2 separate regions of the Mus musculus genome follow, and region 2 is linked to region 1. Evidence: chromatin contacts called from ENCODE Hi-C or POLR2A ChIA-PET data. All regions are on one chromosome and are shown on one strand. Each heading gives the region's core, a stretch centred on a gene start or an enhancer-like site at or near the end of the contact. The rest is flanking DNA. Distances are from core to core; before and after follow the strand shown. Region 1 has its middle 37 kb from the start of Gm39023. Region 2 has its middle 6.3 kb from the start of Gm39023.

Region 1 (5,397 bases), core at 2,161-4,660:
AGGAAGCAGAAGGTCTTCTCAAGTAAACATAAGTAAAGCAGGATTTCCTAAGCTGCTGGAGACCCCAGGCCACCCATGTGGAAGCACAGAACTGCTCTCCGCCGCCTACATGGTCTGGCTTCTATAGAGGTCTTCAGGTACCTGCTCTCTGTCTATGGCTCTGCTGCCTGTTGGAAGTTCTGGCTAACTTAGGCCAGCAGACTCAAACCACAGGTTCACAGGCCCAGCCATGGAGGTCTTGAAGGTAGAGTTGCCAGAGAGAACATAGAAACACTTCCCCAAACCTTCAGGATATGTTTCGACTACATCATTGCAATGTTTATTTCAAATTCAAATACAACAAACCATCCAACAATTTCATTTGCTAAACCCTGGCAGCAGTAGTCAGGGAAGACCCAGTGTGGAGGATGGTTAGTGTGGGAAGCATGAATTACCTCCTGCCAGCTGTTTTCTGAGTTCACCCATGTGTGTGCCTGCCCCCACTGATGCCGCTAAAGCTACCCCAGCAGCACCCCATGCACAGTGGGAAGCTACAGACGTTACAGAAGAAACACCAAAGAAGACCATCATACGGAACAAAGATAGAGAAAAGGCAGCAAGCTGCCCCCACTGCCCATTGGGACACAGCCACCTGACAGCCACCACCTTGTCTCTTTGCAGATGACTGCTCCCAGCAATGATTGTGTGAAGCCAAGCCACACAGTAGCCTTGGTGCTTGTTCTGAAGCTAGAGCAAACCTGGAAACTGGTCCAAGACTGCTGCTCCATCCATGTTAAGTGTCCAGGAGACAATCATTCAGACCCTTGGAGGCAGGGATGCTGTTGGAGGCAGGGATGCTGCCTCACACACCAAGAGGTAACCCAAGGGAAGTAAGGCCTCTGGACATTGTGCACTCTACATCCTTAGACCCAGTGCTTGCCTGAGTGATCTAAAGGTTGGCAATGGTATTTGAGCTTGCCCAGACCTGGGATAGCTGAATTCCTCTCAGGACAGTAGGCTGGATAACTGGCTCCATTCACATGGGGAGACCTGCCAGACTAACTACTATTTAAAATGATCGTTCAACCAGGGAGATGGTAAAGGCACTTGTCACCAAACCTAATGCCCTGAGTTTGAACCCCAGAGCCCACATGATACAAGGAGAGAAACAATTCCTCCTCAGACATGTACATGTCTGCACATGTACATATGTGCACACACACACAATGTTAAATATATATGTGGTTTTTTGTTTTGGTTTTGTTTTGGTTTTTTGTTTTTGGTTGGTTGGTTGGTTTTTTGAGACAGGGTTTCTCTGTATAGCCTGGGCTGTCTGGAACTCACTCCGTAGACCAGGCTGGCCTCAAATTCAGAAACCCACTTGCCTCTGCCTCCCAAGAGCTGGTGGTATTAAAGGCATGTACTACCATCACCAGACTGAAAATATCTACTTGTAAAAGGGCTTAGTCCTCAGGTTCTTTCCTGACAGGCAATGTTGTCACGTGACATGGTATAAAAGGACTCCATGGCCACAGGGCAAGTGGAGCCCCAGGCTATCCTCTCTGGACAGGTTTGTGGTTTTTTCCTAGGAAGTGAATATTTTGCAAGGTCAGAGACTCTTGTCTTCTGCAGGCCCTCTCCCACCTGCACTCCTACCATGTGAAGTTATGGTGAGCAGATGCTCCCAGATGTGAGCAGGCTGCCAGTTGCATGTGGTATCTCCCCACCCTCCATTTAGAAGAAAAAAGACTCAGAAGGGCTAGAGGTGCAATAAGCCATCTCAAAGTCTCGGAGGTGCAATCTCTAGCTATACCTGGGACTTCAGAAATGCTTCATCCATTAAGAAACTCCAATCTAGGACTGGAGAGATGGCTCAGCAGTTAAGAGCACTGACTGCTCTTCCCAGAGGTCCTGAGTTCAAATCCCAGCAACCACATGGTGGCTCACAACCATCTGTAATGAGATCTGATGCCCTCTTCTGGTATGTCTGAAGACAGCTACAGTGTACTTACATATAATAAATAATTAAATAAATCTGAAAGAAAGAAAGGAAGGAAGGAAGGAAGGAAGGAAGGAAGGAAGAAAGAAAGAAAGAAAGAAAGAAAGAAAGAAAGAAAGAAAGAAAGAAAGAAAAAAGAAAGAAAGAAGGAAAGAAGGAAAGAAGGAAAGAAGGAAGGAAGGAGAGAGAGAGAGAGAGAAAGAAAGAAAGAGAGAGAGAGAAAGAAAATCCAGTCTAAGGGCAAGAGGGTGTCCCCCAAGGCTCAGTTCATATGGTACAGCCTGAGGCGAGAGGCTCCTCCCTTCCAGAGTGCTTGTGTTTGACTGGGTGGAGCATAGGTGCACAGGACTAAGTGCTGGGGGCCCTTGAGACCCCACAAGCACAGTGCTTTTGAGACCCCACAAGTGCAATTTGTGGTTTTATTTGCCAGACCTCAGTGTGAGACCCAATCAGAACCGAGTGCTGGTTCAGTGGATGAATGTCAGTAAAAAGGAGAGTGTTTCAGTCAGACAATCTGTAATTCTGTGGGATGGGTGTTGGCTCATGCTAATGATATCAAGTGTACACACACACACACACACACACACACACACACACACACACACACGTGTGCGCACTCACTCAAAAATCACCATACATGAAAAATGTGTGAAGTACAATTAATGTGTTGATTGTCGCCGGGCACGGTGGCATATGCCTTTAATCCCAGCAGTCGGGAGGCAGAGGCAGGTGGATTTCGGAGTTTGAGGCCACCCTGGTCTACAAAGTGAGTTCCAGGACAGCCAGGGCTCTACAGAAAAACCCTATCTTGAAAAATACCCCCCGCCAAAAAATTCTGCTGATTGTCTACCTCCAGCGTAGCCGCACGCACTGCACAGCGATGACTGACTGTTTCCTCTACTGGTCTCTAGTTCTTAGATGTGTCAGCTCAAAGCCGGGGCCCAGCATCATGAAAAGGGATTGTAGTATATACCACTAGCCTGAGAAAAAGTCCAAACTCACTATTCAGTGTATGGTTTCTATTGAATACACACCAATTTCACACTATGGCTTAGTCAAAAAGTCCTGTCAGGCCACTGGCATGTGTATGTACAGACATCTACAGGGACAGACAAACGTGCACACATGCCAACGGAAAGTCATCACCTGTAGGCTGAATACAGATTTTTCTTGAAACTTGTATCATCTTGTAGACCATAACACGTAGTGTGTGTGTGTGTGTGTGTGTGTGTGTGTGTGTGTGTTTATATATGCACATATGTGTATAGGTTTTCCAGGTAACTTGTATTACTTCTGGTGCGTCCGCTGCTGAGCAGCCCTGTTCACTCCAAGAGAAAGAAAATGTTAATAAACCGAAAGCGCCCTGGCTTCTCAGGAAATAAGCTGGCAGGATTTTTAGTAAGAGCAGGATCTGAGCCAGTGTTGAAGGGCCTATGAACTGACTGCCGGAAGGGCTCAGGCGTGGGAGGCAGGAAGTCAGTCTAGCCTCTCTGCCTTTGACGCCCTAAGCAGTTTGGCCTTCTTAAGCAGTTAGTTACCTGTAAAATAATCAGAGCCAGCTCCTGTGACCTGTCTGTGATGAAACTGCCTCATACGAGGATCCAGACGTGACGCCAGGGCTCTTCCTCACTCTCACAGTCAAAAGCTTTCACCTTACACACTAGCCCAAGCTGTTCCCACAACCCTGTGACAAAGTCCCTTTAGCAGCAGCCCCATTCTTGTGCCCTACAACACACCAAAGGACTACCACAGACAAAAACCTTGAAACAAAAAAACACCAGGGCTGAGCCCACCCCCTTAGCATGTATAAGATACACACAGGAAGGAAGTGGCTGGCTGATTCAAGGAGGCAGGGCTACAATGTCTCCAGGAAGGAATATTTTCCAACCAGTTCACCCTGCCTGTGGTTTTGAACAAGATTTCAGACATAGCTCTAGCCAGTCCCCAGCCCCCTGCTGTGTCGCTCCTGGACCCTCCACCAACATGGGCAGCAGCTGCTGTCTAGACACAGCAACAAGGGTGGGTGCCCATGCAGGAAGTCATCCAGCAGGCTGCTCTGCTCAATGGTCTTGGAGTTGGAAGCAAGCAAGAGAGGCACAAGCTGCTTGTGGTGGGAGCAGGAAGGGCCAGGCCCTGCCTGGTGGGCAGGGAAGAGGACATTCCCCCCTGCCTCTTGCTGGGTACTCCCGGAGATGACTCATCAGCAAACCTGTTTTTGGTTTCTGCTCATAACTAGCTCCAGGTCTCAGCAGATCCAGCTCTGAGCTCCAGGGTCTCTCCAAACAGGACCCTCCCTGGATTGGAAGTTTCTTCTCTGTGTCTGTGACTGGGAGGGCTTACAGGAAGGATCCAGTTCTGAGCTCTTCCATCCCCTGCCCTTCTGTGTCCAAAGCTTCCCCTCTGTTAAAGCTCTTGTTGCAGGGTAGGCAAGAACACTGGGGCACTTCCCACTCTGCCATGGACACTGGCACTCTGTCCTTCCTCCCTGTCCTCTGCTCACGTCCTATCTGGTGTCAGCTTTAGCAACTTTCTGGACTCTCCAGATGGAAAGTCCCTCTTTCTTACTGCCTCTAATCTGACACCATAACCAATGGCAACTATGTATCCAGCCATGTGAGTCCAACTGAGTCACTTCAACTTGCTGAGCTTCAGTTCTACATCTGTAGGGTAGGCATGTTGAGAGATGCCAACAGAGATGAAGCAACCATTGTGAAGCAAGGAGCTGAGCACCTAGAGCTGGTCCAGGACCCTGGTAGACACTAACACCAGGGCAGAGGGTGCTGAGTGATCTTTTTTCCAGGCAGTGGCCACTCCCCCCCTTCAATCAGATTAGCCAGTTCCCCCACATCTCCACCCACAGTCTTGCCTGCATATGGTAGGTCTGACATGTAGTTGAGGGCCAGCAGACTCCACGTAGAGGAAGGCAGCCAAAACCCCAGAAGAGCCAACAACCTCTCCCATAGAGAAGAACAGATAGAGAGCAGATGGAGCCTTTACTGTTAGGGGCTGCCTGGGCCAGACACCCATTTCACAGACTACAGGTGCCAGTCAGTGAGGCCCACACAGGAACAGGGCTGGGTCCTCCATAGAGAGCTTACAGCTAAGCTCTCAGAGTGGGTGGCATTGAAGTGCCATTCCCCAGGACAACAAAGCCTGCAGGTAGGGAGGCTTCTTGACTGGTGACAGTCAGAACAGAGCTAGAGGTCATGGACTTGGCCTTGGAACTGAGGAGCTGGAGCCCTTTCTCCTAGACTGTCCTTGCCTCCATGAATGGACAGCAACAGGGTACAAATCTGAAGGCCAGGGAAGGAGAAAACCAGTCCAATGTCCCAGGACTCTATAGGGATCACTCTCAGAGGGTCGTTGTCTTGGCCCATTCCTGGGTGACCAAATTCTCTTGGTGGTTTAAAAATAAAGGT
Region 2 (5,397 bases), core at 1,121-3,620, 42 kb after region 1:
AGCCTCATGAAGGCTCAAGCAGAGAGGAGGAGGAGGGGTTGGAAGGAGAGAGTAGGACCCATGTCTGGCAGGCTCTAAAATTAAGGGTTCTGGGTTCCCTCTTGGTCCTGAACCTCTTGATGTCTGCTTCTGTGATTCCCCCAGCATCAAGGATGCTATCCTGGAGATCTGATTCACCCCCACCTTAGGCAGCTCACTGTAGATCCCCTGAATGAAGGACATAGTCTCAGTTCAAAGGAGACTACAGAGGCTTGACTGCATAGAGTCGAAGGGCCTGTGAGAGCATAAGGCAGGGAGATGTGAAGCCCAGTGTGACAGGCTCTCAGCCCCTCCTCGTGGTCCCTGTGGACACAAAGCCCCTGAGTTACAGAACCTGCCTCCCAGTGGCTAGTGCTCCTGTGCCCCTCCAAGGACAGCATTCTGGTGCTTCTACCCACCCAGTGTGAGCCAGCTCTGACTCAGGGCACACCCAGCGCTGGAAGGCAGCACAGGTTCCAGCGCCCCCGGACCTCCTCTAGGAATGAAAGAAACAGGCCTGGGCCTGGAGCAGTGGGTGTCAAGGTATCACCGGGCCCCTGCGTGGGCCTGATGGCTGTGGGAATCTGAGGGGATTATGCGGTGGTTTGGCAATGTTGAAAGGCAGACTCCACGCCCACTAAATCCTTTGGAGCAGAGGAGCCCTTGTTTTCAGGTGAGTTCAGTTCCGAAGGGGGTGGACACACACACACACAGCCTAGCTGGGGCTTCTTATAGTTGCATCTGTTCCTGATCGCCTGAGGTGACTAGTGGCACTCTCTAAAGAAAAACAGGGTGAGGACCTCCATAGCCAGGGTTGACTACCCAGGCAAGGATGAGCTGTTGGTGCCATCTTCAATGAAAAGCCACCTGGTGACATCACCAGTCCTTGGAGTAGATCAAAGGGAACCATATGGATGGCACCCAGCTGCCAGGGCTGCCAGCTCTTCCAGCCCAGGAATGCCTGGGGCTGCCTGGATAGGAAAACTGGAAATGGTACCTGCCTGCCCACCGCCTCTTATTTGTAAGCCACAGGCAGCCTTAGCCTCCTACTTAGACTCTCCAGGGCCAATGGTCCTGTTCTAACACCAACACACACTCTTCGCAGGCTGTGGTTGTGGTGCTGCGGCTCAAAAACCAAGGTGTTTAGAGAGATCTAGAAGCGACAAAGGCCCCAAAGCCCTGGAACAAGGTACTGTAAATGAGCATGGATGAACACTGAGGGACAGACCCACAGACAGAGCATCTCCCAGATACCCACCACTCCTTTCACAGTACCAAAAGGTCAACAGCTGGCTAGGTTTGGCTGCCTCTTCCACCATGCCTTCAAACAGCAGACAGTTCATATGGTCTATTACATCTCCTGCACAGCCCCGTCCCTTGGCTTAGTGGGTTCCCCTGATGTGATGGCGGGCCCCTGAGGACTCTCAGGGCCATAGGCAGGTGGGAAAATAGAGAGCGTGCAAAGCAGCAGCAATTACAGGCTCCACCCTGAGATGGGGCACTTTGTGGTGGGAACCTGTCCAGGCAAAGGACTTATCCGAGAGATCAGGCAAATTACTGGGTAGCCATCAGAGTGGAGCCTAGGCACAGACGTGTGTGCAACAGACACCTCATTAGTCTAATTATGGGCTCCCGGGCCCACTGGTACTACGCAGATGGAGGAAAACTTGAGGTCAGCCAAGAGAACAGCACCAAGGTGATGCTTTCCTCAGAAGGCTAGTTTGCCCTAGCTCCTCAGGCTGAGGTCCACCCCAGAAAGATGGGAGAAATGGAGGGGATGAGACCTCGTCACTTTAGAAGTCGACAGACTCCACACCTGCTCATGTGCTCTGCGTCCTTCTACTCCATCTGCAACCCTCATCCGTCGGCATTCAGGATTGCCAGGAGATGCTGGCCACTAGATACGGTCCATAAAAAAATGGTGATAGGACTGGAGAGATGCCAATTAAGGGCACTGATTGCTTCCAGAGAACATTAGTCGTATCCCAGAAAAGATGGCTCAAAACCGTCTGTCACTCCGGTTCGGAAAGATCAAGTACCCTTAGTTGGCAACAGACACGCTTGCGGGCAAAACACCCATACACGGAGAATATTTTAATTTTAAAAATTAAAACGGTGTCAAAGGTGCACAAAGGTCAGCCTTGTACTGCACATACGTTAGCTCCTCTAGAGTTATAAACAAATGCATTTATTTCATAAATGAGAGAAGAGTGCCTGACGATGTTAAGTGATTTGTTAGTAGCTCTTGGAGCTAGAAAATCAAGACTTTGCCCTAAACTAGCAGCAGGCCCAGGAACCACCCACCACCGAAGAGCTGGTGGGAAGTGGCTCCGGGAAACAGCTCGCTCCTCCCTCAAGAGATGACGTCACGGGGCCCCGCCCGTTTTAAAGCCGCTGAGTCCCTTTGGTTGTTGTAGGGAGAAGGGTTGGGTTCCTCTGCTTCTGAGATCCGGTACCCATCTCCTACGCTCTCGGGCTAAGAAGGGCACAGCACGCCTCTGTAGGCTTGAACACCTGTCCCTAACTGCTTTCGGGCTCGGTACACTACCTGCCACAACCATACAGCAAGACCACAGGGGCCGTCTACCGCACGTGTGGGGACCGGGAGGAACCCCTGGGTCACTCTGCCCTCCACGTGAGGTCCAAAGTCTCTAACAGAAACCCCTCCACTGTACCTGCCTCCCCTCCCCTCCTGACATTCCTAAATCGGCTTGAAGAGGCTGACTGTGACCCGGTGTACTTCCTTTCCTAGCAATCACCTCACCCTGCCCTCTCCTGGCCCGGCACTCTCCAGGACAGGGACATCTGGACAGGACTAAGGACCCAGCTCCACTTCCAGGAAGGCCCATTAGACTGTAACAAGGCCAAAGGGGTGTCCAGGACAAAGAGCCTTGTCAGAGGCCCATAGGCACTCTGGGTACTTAAAACAAAACAGACAAACAAAAACAAACAAACAAACAAACAAAAACAGTTCTGAGGTTGTTTTTTGTTTTGTTGTTGGTTTTTTTTTTTTTTTTTAGGAGGAGGCATGTCAAGGTCACCCCACCCCAAACTACACCCAACAGGCTCAACTGGCCTTGCCCACGCTCCTTTCTTTCTTCCTGAAAGAAAGGGAAAAGGCATAGAGTTAGTTTATAACATTAAGTGTCAGAAGCAGCACCCAGCACCCAGGAAACACTGTAGCTCCTTCCTGGGTTTGTAAAATCAGAATGTGTGTTCAGCAAGCTGCCCAAAGGATGCTGATGCAGCCATGTATGGGACCCCCTGGCTCCTGAATTCCATCTCCATCCCCGAGGCCTGTCTTCTTTTCCTCCTGAGCCCTGCAACCCAAGGGCTTCTCCCACCAAGAACTGCTACAATGGTTCCCAGTAACTCTTTTGCCTGTACACACCAGCTAACCTTGAATGTCCTGTCTAAATGTTCCCCTCCAGAGTATAGGGTCTTAGGTATGCAGGAATACAGGCTCAGACCCCTTCTAAAGCGGGCTCACAATCAGGCTGTGTCTCAGATTAGTCTCCCTGCCTCCATTCCTTAACGTTCAAAGGTGGCAGAAGCTCTGAGATGAAGCAGACCAGGAGACTGCCACCCTGGCCCACCAGACCCAGAATGCCAGGCAGCTTCTATAGTGCAGACCCAGATCTGCCTTCACAAGCCACTGCCTGGGAGCCATGACCTTCTTTCCAGTTTCACCTTTAATACCTATGTGGGCAGGACCCCCAGGCCCGCTCCCACCAGCATGCTTCAGTGTGAACCAAGCCATCGAGGTGCCCGCTTTCCTGAAGTCCCTGACCCTCTCTGTGTCCAGTGTCCCCTGATAGATCTCCCCTTTGCTTCTGAAACCCACAGACCTTGGTCCTTTCCCTCTGCTTCCCCTTCCCTTCCCCTGAGCCCTCTATTGGGCTCCTGTATCTTTGTGCCTCCTCCCTTGGAATAATACTTACTGTCCCTGAGTCACCCTGAGGGCTACTTACTCTATTTTTGCCACTATAACAAAATAACTGAAACTGGATAGATGATAAATAATTGGGGGGGGGGGGGTGCTGGAAAGATGGCTCATCCATTAAAAGCACTGGCTGCTTGCTTTTCCAAAGGTCCGGAGTTCAATTCCCAGGAACCACATAATGGCTTACAACCATCTGTAATGGGATCTGATGCCCTCTTCTGGTGTGTCTGAAGACAGCGACAGTGTACTCATAAATAAAATAAATAAATATTTTAAAAAAATTGAGGGTTATCCACTGTATTAGTCAGGGTTCTCTAGAGTCACAGGACTTATGGAATGTTTCTCTATATTAAGGGAATTTATTGTGATAATTTATAGTCTATAGTCCAACTAACCCAACAATAATCAGTTGGGAAGTTGCTCAAGCCCATGAAGCTAGTTGTTTCAGCTGGTCTTCTGTAGAAGTATATTCCACCAGATGTGCTGTCAAGTAAACGCAAGCAAAGAAGAGTGAGTCTTCCAAAGTCCTTATGTAGGTCTCCTGTAGAAGGTGTGGCCCAGAGTAAAGGTGTGTACTACCACGCCTGGATCTGGCACTTGCTTTGTCCCAGGCTCACCTTGAACTCAGAGATCTCCTTGCCTCAGTATCCTGGGCCTAAGCTTTTCATGGCCACTGTGCCTCACTCAGGATGTCCATGCCAAGATCCAGATCAGAAGCTTGTATCTTGTAGCCTCAAGATCTGGATCACAGGTGAGCCCTCCAATTCTGGATTATAGTTCATTCCAGATATCATATAATTTGACAACCAGGAATAGCCATTACATCCACCTTTCAGTTCTCAAGGCTAGAAAGTACCGGAGCATGGCGTTAGCATTTGGTGAAGGCTAGCTTGCTGCACCATCGCATGGTAGGGCATCCTCATGAGAGAAGAGCGACTAGCTTGGTTCTCTCTTCCTCTCTTTGTAAGGCCACTAATGGGGGCCACACCCTCATGACTTCATCTCGCCCTCGTTACCTTCCAGAGAGCCCACCTCCAAACAACCCTGGCAGGAATTTTTCCACCTGATCTGTCCTGGAGACAGCCCTTTGGACCATGGCAAGGACTGATCCCACACTCGCTGACAATGCACCTTCTTTACCTACCCTCCCAGCCATGGCCACGGGTCTAGGCTGAGGTTTCATGAGTCATGGGCCCCAGCTTTCCTTCTGATAAGCTGTGTTATCCAGGTAAGTTAGTGAGCCTAGGTATTCTCACTAGAGGCCAGTGATTCCCACACGACCCGTGTGTTCCATGAGTGTGTCCTGATCACCTACAAAGGTAGCAGAAAACTTCCACATGGGAGGCAGTAGGGTACACAGATGTAAGAGGAAACTCTCGCCGCGAGAAGATAAATGCATGGCAGCCAACTAGGCATTTAGGGCACAGGCCTTAAGT

Evidence for each region. A loop is a pair of places that touch in the nucleus more often than their neighbours do. ChIA-PET counts read pairs that join two places held with the same protein, here RNA polymerase II (POLR2A).
Region 2: a map of T-helper 2 cell shows a loop between it and region 1 (2.5-fold over the local background). The contact joins two enhancer-like sites. A Hi-C loop is called at or near these places in 2 of 37 maps with a recorded cell type or tissue (T-helper 2 cell and heart). POLR2A ChIA-PET finds 5 or more read pairs at or near these places in 1 of 5 experiments (embryonic stem cell).

What each region holds. Positions count from the first base shown.
Region 1 is chr7:63,812,746-63,818,142 of GRCm38, forward strand. No RefSeq gene overlaps it. Among named protein-coding and RNA genes, the nearest start is that of Gm39023, 37 kb to the right of the region's middle. Within about 2 kb of position 3,411, at least 1 of the 3 ENCODE cell types and tissues checked has a DNase peak (open chromatin) inside an H3K27ac peak, as active enhancers do; it is heart, where a contact is called at or near this core.
Region 2 is chr7:63,856,286-63,861,682 of GRCm38, forward strand. No RefSeq gene overlaps it. Among named protein-coding and RNA genes, the nearest start is that of Gm39023, 6.3 kb to the left of the region's middle. Within about 2 kb of position 2,371, at least 1 of the 3 ENCODE cell types and tissues checked has a DNase peak (open chromatin) inside an H3K27ac peak, as active enhancers do; it is heart, where a contact is called at or near this core.